2 separate regions of the Homo sapiens genome follow, and region 2 is linked to region 1. Evidence: chromatin contacts called from ENCODE Hi-C or POLR2A ChIA-PET data. All regions are on one chromosome and are shown on one strand. Each heading gives the region's core, a stretch centred on a gene start or an enhancer-like site at or near the end of the contact. The rest is flanking DNA. Distances are from core to core; before and after follow the strand shown.

What was found. Hi-C counts contacts between places; a loop is a spot of excess contacts on that map. ChIA-PET counts read pairs that join two places held with the same protein, here RNA polymerase II (POLR2A). Pooled maps may share reads with other maps.
Region 2: a map of lower leg skin shows a loop between it and region 1 (26-fold over the local background). The contact joins two enhancer-like sites. A Hi-C loop is called at or near these places in 2 of 168 maps with a recorded cell type or tissue (lower leg skin and mammary epithelial cell) and 3 of 50 pooled maps. POLR2A ChIA-PET finds 5 or more read pairs at or near these places in 1 of 52 experiments (SK-N-SH).

What each region holds. Positions count from the first base shown.
Region 1 is chr11:119,760,782-119,767,518 of GRCh38, forward strand. No RefSeq gene overlaps it. Among named protein-coding and RNA genes, the nearest start is that of NECTIN1-DT, 35 kb to the left of the region's middle. Within about 2 kb of position 3,795, at least 8 of the 41 ENCODE cell types and tissues checked have a DNase peak (open chromatin) inside an H3K27ac peak, as active enhancers do.
Region 2 is chr11:120,088,926-120,095,534 of GRCh38, forward strand. LOC105378956 (a long non-coding RNA gene) reads right to left here. Exons shown (of 3, transcript XR_001748415.1): 2 at 1,987-2,110. Among named protein-coding and RNA genes, the nearest start is that of TRIM29, 46 kb to the right of the region's middle. Within about 2 kb of position 1,571, at least 4 of the 41 ENCODE cell types and tissues checked have a DNase peak (open chromatin) inside an H3K27ac peak, as active enhancers do.

The DNA of each region.
Region 1 (6,737 bases), core at 2,545-5,044:
TCATGGCTTCCCAGTCCAGATCCTCTCTATTTAGGAGGTGAAGCATCTGCAGGGTTCTGTGAGGAACGTCAAGGGGCATTAGCGATGCATATGGGGTTATGGTGGCTGGAGAGGGGCTCAGAGCTTGCTTCTGTTGCTACACAGCTGTGTAAGCTTAGGCAAGTTATTTAGCTCTCTGAACACCCCCATTTCCTCAACTTAAAAATGGGGATCATAATTCACCACCTACCTTCTACGGTTGCAGTGAGAATTAAGGAAGGCAATTAAACAGGCAGGTGCCTTGTAATTCTACAGGGTGTCCAAATGCTAGTAATGATTGTTACTGTTATCACAGGACATTATGGGGACTCGGCTTTGTTACTTGGTTCCACTGGATACAATGGAACATATCAAGTGGTTCTGGTAAGAATGATGGTTTTATTCTTGAAGGTCAAAGTGGATTCTAAAGCTGCTCATCAGAAAGGCCCAGGTGAGTGGGGTCGGGCTGGGGTGTTTATGGCCCCGAGGTACCCCCTGCCTAATCTCTGCCTGCTCCTTCAGTTGTGAAGGCTGAGAAACACTATGGGAAGAGACTCCCCCAAAGTCTTGAGCCCCTGTAGACCTCAAGGTAGGGAATGGGGCCAGACCCACATGACAATCTCAGCAAGGCCCCCCCTCCCACCACCTCTGTCTGCTGGGAGGGAGAGTTTGGTCCTGCTGCCTAGCCCAGCTGCCCCTGGCCACCACTCCCTGGTGGCTCATACCGTCACAGGCTCCAGCTTCATCCCTTCACAACCTGGACTGACCTCTGTTTAGCATTTCCTTTTCTTTTCTTTTCTTTCTCTCTCCCTTCCTTCCTTCCTTCCTTTCTTTGTTTTTGATGGAGTTTTGCTCTGTCACCCAAGCTGGAGTACAGTGGCACAATCTTGGCTCACTGCAACCTCTGCCTCCCGGGTTCAAGGGATCCTCCTGCCTCAGCCTCCCGAGTAGCTGGAATTACAGACACATGCCACCACACCTGGCTAATTGTTTTGTGTTTTCAGTGGAGATGGGGTTTCACCATGTTGGCCAGGCTGGTCTCGAACTCCTGACCTCAAGTGATCCACCCACCTCGACCTCCCAAAGTGCTGAGATTAGAGGTATGAGCCACCACGCCCGGCCAGCATTTCCTTTTCAGTGAGCTCTCCTGTATATCATCCCCTTTGTTTTCCACAAGAACCCTATGTGGTGGGAATATTATTTTCTCTATTTTATAGATGAAGATACTGAGGTTCAGGGAGGTTAGGTGATTTACCCCAAGGGAGTGTCCCAGCTGGGATGAGACCTGGGCTGCTTTCTCTCAGGGCTTTTTCTATGGCACCAAACTGTCTTTCTCCAGCTGCCTCAGTTGTCCCATCCTGAAATCTGCCTTCTTGCTCCACCCACACACCTTCCCTTTGCCCCAGCTGACTCACAGGCCTGGGAAAATCCCTTTCTCCTACCCACCTGCGCAGGTGTAGGTGCACGCCAGCCCCTGCAATGTAAACCCCCTGGACCATAGTGGGTCTTCAAGGCCATCCTTTGGCTGGCCCTGACCTTCCAGGGTCCTGGGGTAGAGGAGGCTGGGAAGGTGTGTGCCGAGGGCACCAGGGAGATGTCAGACTCAGTTACCATGATGTGGACTATCCACGCTGCCTTGGGGGCTTGGTGTCACACTGCATCAAGTGGGCACTCAGGGCTTACTCCCTCTAGCTAAGAGATCCAGCCCCACTTTCCCTTCCCCCTGCTTGAGACCACTCAGAAGCATTCTCTATCCCTGGGGATGCAGTCAGGGCCTCCTGGATGTCCAGCCTTTGGGAGGTGCCACTCCAAAGGGACTGAGTGTTCAATGTTGGGGGTGGGGTGGGAAGGCTTTTCCCTCAATAGTTTCATCTGGCCTCCCCGGGGGGCCATGCTTCTATTTCATGGTTTGGTGGGGAAGAGTCCAAGCTTTGAGGACCCCTGTCCATGGGCTCATCTCAAAGGTGGTGCTCGGCAGAAGCCCAGATGCAAGGGTGGGCTGCAATGGGGAGAACCTCAGATCTTGCTTCTGAAAGGAGACCCTCCTAGGCCTGCAGGGAGACCCGGCAGCCCATTCCTACCACGGTGGCCACTGCTGTACCTTGCTCATGTCCTGTTTTGTCTCTGCAGCTCTTCCCATTTCCTCCATACACAGCATTAAGTTGAGGCTGGAGGTCGGGGCAGTAAAGGGAGGGCAGAAAGGACTTAACGTTCATACCCCTGAGGGAAGGATGTTTTGGGCTCTGTGGGGTGCCCAGCATGCAGAGTGAAGGGTGGGAGCAGAGAGCATGAGCTGGGCACAAGCTGAGCCCCAGAGTGCAGGGGCCAGAGCTGCCTCACAGGGTCTGCCCAGCGCCCTCCCTTCCAGCTCCATTGCTCTGGACTTCACGGTTGCCCATCAGGACACAGGTCTCCTCAGTGCCCCCGCCTCCCACCTTACACTCTGGACCCCATTGCATCCACCAGGCTGCCGACACCCTAAAATGCTGTCCAGGTCTCCTCCTGGACACTAGCTCCCCATTGCTGACAGAACGACATATGAACATTTGAGCACAGCACTCGCTGCCTGTCTGGCGTCATGTTCCCTGTGTTCCTCTGCAGCCCACCTCTCCCTCCCCACATCGAGGGCGGTTCTCTGGTCATGAACTTGTGCTGCCGCTGATGTACCATGCTCCCTTGGTTCTTGAGACCTTGGCCTGTGCTGACCCCTCTGTTGGGATTGGCTGTACCCCTTAGCCACTGAGAGAGATTCCACGCATTCTTTGCATCTTCTCTGAGATCCACCTCCACTGAGAGGTCTCCCAGGCTTCTGCTCCACTGAGAAGTCTCCCAGGCTTCTGCCTCACTGAGCTGGCCACACAGTTAGGCACATCTCTTTGTTTTAACAATTAACTGCTTATGGTTTGGCTTTTTTTATTGATGTTTCTCTCTGACCTTTGATAGTGAGCAACTGAGAGTGGAGGCCATGTCCTAACCACCCAGCCCCTCAGCAGTAGCACTGTGCTTGACCTGCCCTGTGGATATTTAAATGTTTGGAAAATACATTTTTTCAATTAATTATTTTTTCTCTTTCTTTCTTTCTTTCTTTCTTTCTTTCTTTCTTTCTTTCTTTCTTTCTTTCTTTCTTTCTTTCTTTCTTTTTCTTTCTTTTCTTTCTTTCTTTCTTTCTTTCTTTCTTTCTTTCTTTCTTTCTTTCTTTCTTTCTTTCTTTCTTTCCTTTCTTTCTTTTTTTCTTTCTCTTTCTCTCTCTCTCTCTCTTTTTCTTTTGCTTTTTTCTTTTGTAGAGACAGGGTGTTTCGATTTTGCCCAGGCAAGTCTTGAACTCCTGGCCTCAAGTGATCCTCCTTCCTCAGCCATTGTGTGAGCCACCACACCTGGCCAGAAAATGTTTGAATTCACAAACTCATTAATGACTGAAGTCATTGGAGAGGTACTTGAGGAGCTCTTCACATCTGCCTGGTCCTTCCCCAGTGTTCCTGACACCTCCCCACAGGACTTGGGAGACAGGCCTCACAGCGCACAATCCAGGCTGCCCTTAAAAGGGCTTGAAAACCAGATCCAGGTGCCCAGAAGAGAATAGTCTCTCCAAGGTGCTACTAGTCCTGCCCTTAGTCCTGCCCCCATCTTTCTCTGATATCCCTGTGGACAGCATGCTATCCAAATTTCTGGCATTTAAGCTGAATCCAGCCTCAGAGCCAGCTTGCTAAGCCTCAGTCTGAGGAGCTGCATTCTCTGTGACATCATCCTCCTCGGCTGGCTCTCAAACTAGGTCAGGGCCTGCTGGCAGGAGCCGGCTAGCACTGACTGCCCAGCAGCCTGCCACGCGGTTGCAGCTTCTGGGTAGACAGAACAGCAGGGCTGCTGAAGTTGATGGGGAGGTAACTGGGGGTGGGGCAGGGCAGGAGAAGGTCTAATACTGAGGCCAGAGCAGGTGGGAATGTCTTCCTTACCTCCCTTGCTCCCATGAGTTAATTATTAATAGCTCATCAGCCATTCGTCCTTTCACTTGCTTATTCCACAAACAGGTGTTGGATGCATGCCTTGTGTCAGGCACTGTACTAGGTGCTGGGGTAGGAAGAAGAGATCTTTGTCCAGAGAGGGAGGAAGACATAACCAACCACAGGTGGCTAAGCCAGAGGGTTCTGGGTATGTCCCAGGTTCTCTGGGCTGCCCAGGGGAGGGAATGATGGAGAGGGTCTATGGAGGTCAGAAGGCAGCCACGTCCTGAGGACCAGCTGCACACACATATGCAGGACCAGCCTCGAAGCCCCCTTTTTCCACCACGCCCCTCTCACCAGTATGTGCTCTAGACCCTATCTCAAAACCAGATTTCAGAGGCCCCCTCCCACCTCCACTGCCACCACTCTGGCCCCAGCCTCCTTCTCCTGCCTGGTGACTGCAGTAGCCTTTCCACGGAGCTTCCTGCTTCTACTCTCATGCATTTGCAATCTATTCTCCATATGACAGTGAGAACGATCTTGTTTTAAATATGTATTTTATTTTTAGTAGGTAATACATGCCTTTTATACAAAATAATATTTTAATAGGTAATACATGCCTTTTATACAAAATAAAATGATTTTTTAAAACTCCGAATAATCAGGAACAGATCATGTCACTCTTCTATTTAGGATCCACCCAGTGGTTTCTCACCTACTTAGAACGTAAACCAAATCTCCTGCCTAGTCTGCAAAGCCCCACTGTCCTGGGTTCGTCTGCCTTTCTGACCCCGCCTTGCACCACTTGCCCCTCCCTGGAAATGAACCTGTCTCTTCCTCAAACAGGCCAGTCTCCTTCTCACCTCCTATGGCCTTGCCTGTGCTGTTCCTGCTGCCTGGAATGCTCTTCCCCAGACCCCCGCTTGGCTGTTACTTCTTGTCAATCAGAGCTCAGCTTAATGTCATCGCCTCAGGGAGGCCTTCCCTGATGAATAATCTAAAATGGCCACCAGATGCTCTATCCTATCACTGCATTTGTAAAAATAGCTTTATTGAGGTATAACTGACACACAGTAAACAGATGTATAACACTCAATTGGAGACATTTTGACATATGCATATACCTGTGGCCATCACCACGATCAAGATAGTAAGCATAGCCATCACCCTCAAATGTTTCTTCATCCACCTTTGTAATCCCTCCCCTTCTCTCCACCCACTGCCCCCCACAACCACTGGTCTGCCTTCTGTCACTATCGATTAGTTTGCATTTAATAGAATTTCATATAAATGGAATTATACAAGATGGACTCTTATTTTGGAGGGTCTGGCTTTTTTCACTCAGCTCAGTAGAGATTTATCCATGCTGCATGTGTCAATGGTTTATTCATTTATGTCTCTGAGTAGCACTCCATTATATGGACTTACCACCATTTTGTTTGTCCATATTCACTGGCTGATGAACATTTGGGTTGTTTCCAGGTTTGGCTATTATATATAAGGCTGCATGAACATTTGTGTACAAGTTGGTTCTCTTTGATAAATACCTAGGAGTGGAAGGGCTGTATTATACTTAACTTTTTTTTTTAATTGTATTTTTTGAGACAGGGTCTCCCTCTGTTTTCCAGGCTGGAGTGCAGTGGCGCCATCTCAGCTCACTACAACCTCCGCCTCCCTGGCTCAAGCGATTCTCCTGCCTCAGCCTCCTGAGTAGCTGGTACTACAGGCATGCACCACCATATCCGGCTAATTTTTGTATTTTTGGTAAGACAGGGTTTTGCCATGTTGGCCAGGCTGGTCTTGAACCCCTGACCTCAAGTGATCTGCCTGCCTTGGCCTCCGAAAGTGCTGGGATTACAGGTGTGAGCCACCACACCCGGCCCATACTTAACTTTTTAAGAAACTTGCCTGTACTGTTTTCCAAAGTGGTTGTACTATTTTACATTCCCTCCAGCATCCTTGTATGTATGAGAATTCCCATTCCTCCACATCCTTGACAAAAATTGGTATGGTCAGTCTTTTTATCTTTAGCTATTCTAATAGCTATGTAGTGATTGCTCATTGTGGTTTTAATTTGCATTTCCCTAATGACTAATAATGTTAAGGATCTTTTCATTTGCTTCTTTGCCATTTGTATATCTTCTTTAGTGAACTATCTATTTATATATCTTGCCTGCCTGTTTGAAATTGTTTGATTTCTTACTATTGAGTTGTAGGACATACTTTTAATATCTAGATACAAGTCTTTGATCAGATATGTGATTTGCAAATATTTTCTTCAGTATCTGGTGTGTCTTTTCATTCTCTTAATAGTGTCTTTCAAAGAATCGAAGTTCTTAATTTTCTTGAAGTCTAATTTATCAATTTCTTCCTTTATAAATTGTGCTTTTTGGTGTTGTGTCTGAAAAATCTTTGCCTAACTCATGGTCATGAAGATTTTCTTCTAGAAATTATATAGTTTTAGTTTTAGGCTTTACATTTACACATATGATCCATTTTGAGTTAACTTTTGTATTTTGCATTTATCGTACAAAACAATTTTGCATTATGAATATATGGCATGCTGTGCGGATAGTTCTCCTTTGCATATGATAGCCAATTATTCCAGCACAATTTGTTGAAAGGTTGTCCTTTCTTTACTGCATTGCCTTTGTACCTTTGTAAAACAGCAATTGACCAGACAGGTATGAGTCTATTTCTGGTCTTTCTATTCTGTTCCATGAACCTGTCTGTCTGTCTTGATGCCAATACCACGATACTGTAGTTACCTTAGCTTTATAA
Region 2 (6,609 bases), core at 321-2,820, 330 kb after region 1:
ATAGACTTACCCTACTATGAATATATTTGCCTCTGCAAGGTACCAAGTTCTCTACCAAGGAAGAAATCTCTTTCCGTGGACAGTACCAAGGAGCCAGACGGGCACTTCTGTGGAGCTCTTCCTCCCTGCTAATTCTCTCTCTGGACTGCTGAAGCCGCCCAGACGTGCCAAGTTTTAGTGGCAACAGGTTTGCCTGCCAGTAACCAACATCCTCTACCTCTCCCCACAAGCACCTACAGGCTGACAATGCCAACTCTCCCTTTTCCATGCCAGGCAGAGCTGATGCTAGCTCACAACAGGCAGCAGAACCCTGTGCCAACAGCCAGAGTCTGGCCCAGTGGCTGGCAGGAAAGTGACCACATTCAGACTATGCCATTTGGCTCTTTGGCTTCTGCTCTGGAAAAAAAAAAAAAACTGGCTGAGAAGAGGTAAAAGCTTTTGGCAAAATATAAAGTTCGCATTCTCTTGGTCTCAACTCAGCAGGGATAGTGATGGGTTGGCATGTCTTCTGTGTATATATGTGTGTATGTGCACACATGTACACACGTGCATCCTCACACTCAATCACGTATTTTTAACAGCTATAAAACTAAGACAGAACCAGGCCAAAAGGCTCGTTGTGAAAGAGAAAGCACCCAGGGCCTTAGATAAAATTGTAACCAATCTTAGTTTGGGTCACCATGACATTAGAACAATGAATTGATTCATTCAATTAGAACAATCAGTTGGTTCATCCAATTCAAACAACCACCTGATCTCACCAATGAAAAAAAAAAACAACAACAACAAGTCAGTTGTTAAAGCCTTTGTTGACCAAACACACAAGGAGTTGGCTGAATTGATGTTTTACCAACTAAAAGCTTGTGATGCTGTACAGACATGGCTTGTGGCTCACCCCTTCCTGGGTGTCACTTCACTGAAAGAAAGAATATGGCATTTTGGTCTCTTCTGATTCTATTTCTAGGTAAGTGATGTTAACTATAACAACAGCAATAACAACAATGGGTACATGTGCACATGGGAATATCTGCTGTGAGCCAAGCACTCTACTGTGTCCTTCATATACTTTCAAATAATTCTCACAACAACCCTATGACATCAATGTTGTTATTATCCTCCCGACTTTAAATATGAGAAAACTGAGGTTGAGAGCAGTTAAATAACTTGCCCAAGGTCATACAGCTAGTCAGTGATTGATCCAAGGCCCAGACCTGGGCCATTTTCCTCCTCTTTACATGTGTTCACATGTGTGCTGTTGTCTCCCCAACTAGAATGTAAGTTCCATGACAGAAGTGACCTTGTCTATATTGTTTGTTCTTGGATTCCCAGATTGAAAACAGTGCCAATAGACAGGCACAGAATAGACTCTCAGTAAATAACTATCGAATGAATGAATCAGCCTCACCTCAACTGCGAGATGAAACCAAGCAGCTTCATATCCACCTCTGAAGTGAAGCCCCAACACAGACAGTATCCAAGGATGGGTAATGGGGTGTGGCCCTCCCAGAGAACAAGGATTGGGTGAGTCCTTGCTCTCTGCTGTTGGCAGGGACAGGTGGACAGACACTTCCCTGCCCCAATCAATGCAGGTTTCCATCAGTCATTTGTCTCCATGATAGGCCCCTGTGCTGGGAACACCCTGTGCCTCTCGTCACCCGGTATCATGGCACAGGCATCCATACTCCATCTTGCCAGGCAGCTTTCACAGGTGGGCAGCGGATGGCACTGGTGTTTTGGCAATCCAGCTGGACAAGTTTCTACCTGAACTTTGGCTCTGCCAGTGACTGGGTGGAGGAGCCAGAAAAAAGGTCTGGACAAAGGAAAGTGCCTTCTATTTCTGCTTCCCAACCCCACAGGGCCAGGAGGAAGGGATGATGTGCTGAGGATGGTGGGAAGCACCACTGAGAACATACATTCTTTGAGCATTTAGGATCTCGGGTCTCCCATTCATCCTCTGGCTTTCAGACATACCTGCGCAGAACTCACCTGGGACAGGCCTGCAGACATGAAGCACCTCATATTGCATCTGATCCATCATGTTCAGAACTGCAATCCCTCTTGATGGGCAATGCCATGAGAGTGGAGAAATTCAGCAGTCCGAGATTTGTCTCTAGGGCATAAGATGGAGCAAGCACCAATTCTCAACCTAGCCTCTCAGACAAATGTGTTGTTGCTACTGTTGTTTGCAAAGACCCTGGTCCTATTTATAAGCCTTGTTCTTTGCTCCTCCTAGGGACATGAGAAACTGTACAAATAAGAAGGCAGGTTTAACCCTTTCCTTGTTGTGGATAGACACTTGCCAGAGAAGTGTAGGAGTGAGTAGCTTGCAAGATTAATACCTCAGGCTTGCAAAATGCATTCTGTTTGCCAAAGCATTTTCTCATTTCAGCCTTATGACTGTAAGATAAGGGATACTTTTTTAAGTTCATATTACAGATGAGAAAACAAAGGCTGAGCCAAGGCCTCAAAGATCATTCTAGGCCACCTTCCCTCTCCTTCTACCCAGGTTCCAGGCCCGTGGAGAGCAGGAGAAGAGAAAGAGTGGTGCTAACAGGCCACCTTGATAGAGCACTGTTCCTTGGTGAAAGGTCACCTGTCCCTGAACCTGCTCTGTGAGGGCTGCGCCAGGCAAAGCGCTTGCAGTCGTGAATTTTATGTCAACTCTACTCAGCCACAAGGTGCTCAGACTTTTGGTCAATAATTACTCTGTGTGTCTGCAAGAGTGTTTCTCAATGAGATTAACATTCGAATCGCTGCTAAAGAAGGCACATGGCCCTCCCTAATCTAGGTGGCCCTTATCCAATCGGTTGAAGTCCTGAATAGAACAAAAATGCTGACCCTCCCAAAATTAAGAGGGAATTCCTCCTGCCTGACTGTCTTCAAGCTGGGACATTGGTAGTTTCTTCACTTGAACTGGAACGTCACCTTTTCCTGGTCTTGAGCCTGCTGGCTGCAGATCTTGGGATTTGTTGACCCCCAAAATTGCATGAGCTAATTCCTTAAATAAATCTTTCTTAATACATATATATACACACATCCCATTGGTTCTGTTTCTCCAGAGAGCCTTGACTAATACAGGGCCCCAGAGGCTCTGAGCAGGAGACGAGCTGGGAAACCGGCTGAGAAGGCTGGCCTCCTCCCACCCCGGCACCAATAGAGAAAGAAAGTGTTTCCTGCTCTTCCACATATGCTCCTCTCTATAAGCTGCCCTTCCTTCCCCAAAGCATTTCTTCAAAAATATTTATTGACACCCAGCATGTGCCAGGCTTTTGGTGTATGGGTGTATCAGGGAACGAAATAGACCAAAATCCTTGCCCTCATGGAGCTCAGATTCCATTGCAAAGATAATAAGAAAATTAGTCTATTATGAGGCGAGAAAGACTAAGAACAAACAGAAAGTAGATCAGCATTGGGTGATTAGGTGCGTTGGAGTGGGGGAATAGTGTTGAAGGGAATTGAGGACAGGCCTCTGTAGGGAGGTGAGATTTGCATGAAGATTTGAAGGAGGTGAGGGAATGAGCCAAGCAGGTATTTGGGTGAAGATTAACCCAAACTGAGGGCATAACCAGAGCAAAGGCTCTGAGAAGGGAGATGCCTGGAACTGCAGAGGCCAGTGTGGCTGGTGCAGAGAGGGAGCAGAGGGAAGGGCAGAGCCCTAAGACATGGGAATGAGGTAGCCCGAGGCCTGAGGGGACACCCAGCGGGGGGCTTTTGCAGGGTTTCTGGCTGAGGAGTAGCACAATCTGATTTAGGTTTTTTGTTTTTTTTGTTTTGTTTTGTTTTTTTGAGACAGAGTCTTGTTCTGTCACCCAGGCTGGAGTGCAGTGTGTGGTCTCAATTCACTGCAAGCTCCGCCTCCTGGGTTCAATTGATTCTCCTGCCTCAGCCTCCTGAGTAGCTGGGACTACAGGTGTGTGCCACCATGCCCAGCTAATGTTTTGTATCTTTAGTAGAGACGGGGTTCGATGTTAGCCAGAATGGTCTTGATCTCCTGACCTCATGATCTGCCCACCTCAGGCTCCCAAAGTGCTGGGATTACAGGCCTGAGCCACCGAGCCCGGCCTGATTTAGGTTTTAAAAGGATCCCTCTGAAATTGAGTGTGGTGGTGCACACCTGTGGTCTCAGCTACCCAGGAGGCCAAGGTAGGAGGATCGCTTAAGCCCAGGGGTAACAGTCTATGATGAGCCATGATTGTACCACTGCACTCCAGCCTGGGCAACAGAGTGAGACCTCATCTCCAGTTTAAAAAAATAAACAATTTTTAAAATTAAAAAAAAAAAAAGGATCCCTCTGGGAGCATGTGGAGAACACGTTGTAAAGCAGGCAAGAATAGAAGCAGGGAGGCCAGTTAGGAGGCTCTTGTCAAAATCCAGACCAGAGGCCTGGTGCCCCCACCCAAGGTGATGCCAGGGCTCAGACTCTGGATGGAGTCAAGCAAAGATGGAGACGCCCCAGAGCTTCGCAGACAAGTTCCAGGGTTCTGGGCCCTTCTGCTCTCTGCCCAGGGAAGTGTCCTAAAGACACTTTCTTTGCTGGGACCCCAGGGGGAAATGCCTACTCGCAGCGAGGGATAGTCTTTGCTCTGGTGGGGGCTGGAAAGGATGATGAGAAGGACAAGTTCTAGCTCCTTCCCCAATATCTGGGTGAGCCATTAAGGGCTGATGACATCATATAAGTCCTAGAGCTGAAGCAGGGGCTCAAGAGGAAAAGGATAATTGTCTCTCCCATGAGTACAGTCGGTGGTGTGCTGGCAAATCTTTAACAGCTGGCTCTCTGGGAAAAACGTGAATGTATATGTGTAATTTTACAGGTCTAAAGAATGTGTGGCATATATCTTACAAATAATAATAAAATATATATGATCCTTTATCATAAATTCCATATAAACAACTGATTCTCACAGAATGCTTTAGTTGATTTTTGCAGAACTCCTGTATTTGCAGCCAGCCTATGATCGCAATTGACAAGCCAGTGTAATACCCACAGGAATGTTGGTTGATATTTTCATTTCCATTAATGGGTTTTTAAAAAAAAAAAAGTGAAATGGGCCGGGCATGGTGGCTCATGCCTGTAATCCTAGCACTTTGGGAGGCCGAGACGGGCAGTTCATGAGGTCAGGATTTGAAGACCAGCCTGACCAACATGGTGAAACACCGTTTCTACTAAAAATACAAAAAAAAAAAAAAAAATTAGCTGGGCATGGTGGCAGGCACCTGTAATCCCAGCTACTCAGGAGGCTGAGGCAGAAAAATTCCTTGAACCCGGGAGGCAGAGGTTGCAATGAGCCAAGATCACACCATTGCACTCCATCCTGGGCAACAAGAGCAAAACTCCATCTCAAAAAAACAAAAAAGAAAAAAAGTGAAATGACAAAACTATTTGTTGAAACTTCCCTTGTTCATCAACGATGTGAATGACTTCTTTGTGGCATCAGATATTAGTTTCACTTACTGCAAGAATATTTCCTCATTTTTCATTAATGTGTAATAGCCACAGACACAGCACACTTTTAAGTTTAATCTGCATCATTAAGATATTCTCCATCTTTTTTTTTTTTTTTTTTTTTTTTGAGATGGACTCTCACTCTGTCACCCAGGCTGGAGTGCAGTGGTGTGATCTCGGCTCACTGCAACCTCCACCTCCCGGGTTCAAGCGATTCTCCTGCCTCAGCCTCCCAAGTAGCCGGAATTATAGGCATGCGCCACCACACCTGGCTAATTTTTGTATTTTTGGTAGAGACACCGTTTCACCATGTTAGCAGGTTGGTTTCAAAATCCTGACCTCAGGTGATCCGCCCGCTTCAGCCTCCCAAAGCGCTGAGATTACAGGTGTGAAGCACCATGCCCCGCCCCTCCATCGCTTTTTAAAGTCTGGATAAAGAACAGAACAATGAATGAAACCCTGATTTAGAGTCTTTGTCAATTCCATATTGTGAATATTCCCACCCTGGCTCATTTCAAGCTGACATCATTGCGTGTGGCACTGGGAAGAGATGCTTGCTGGCATGGCATCGTACAGCCTCTCCACCAGACAGATACCAGAGATGGAAATAATCTCAAGCCTAGATAGTAAAATGTAGTAAAATAATTAGGAAGTAATGAGTTTTGAGTATTTATTACCTTGATGTTTAATATAACTTATTTAATTGTAGTTTATATAATGTAATTTCTAATAATGGCTATGTTTATCAACCAGCTCACAAAATCACTGAAGGTTTAATGCTCGACTCTCGTGAGCCCATAAATGCCAGCTCTAACACCACCCTGACGAGTACAGTGCCTTCATGGAAATTACCCATCTTCCTCACTCAGAGATCAGGAAGCTACCTCTACCAAAAAATGGGGAAACCGAGGCTCAGAGGGGTGAGATGAGATGCCCAAGGCACTGGTAGCTGCTGTCCTAGAGCAAGAGTGGCCTTAAGATATGGGTATGGGGTGAGGGAGGGCGTGGTGGAAATCCAGGAGAGCCAGAGGAAGCAGCTTCATATGGGGGCAGTGAGGGTTGATGGGGATTCCTGAGTGCAAGTGCACCCCTTCCCAGGCCCACATCACCAACCTGGTTCCCCACAGCCTGCCTGGGCCAGCCTCTCAGAACAGGATCTTGGTGGA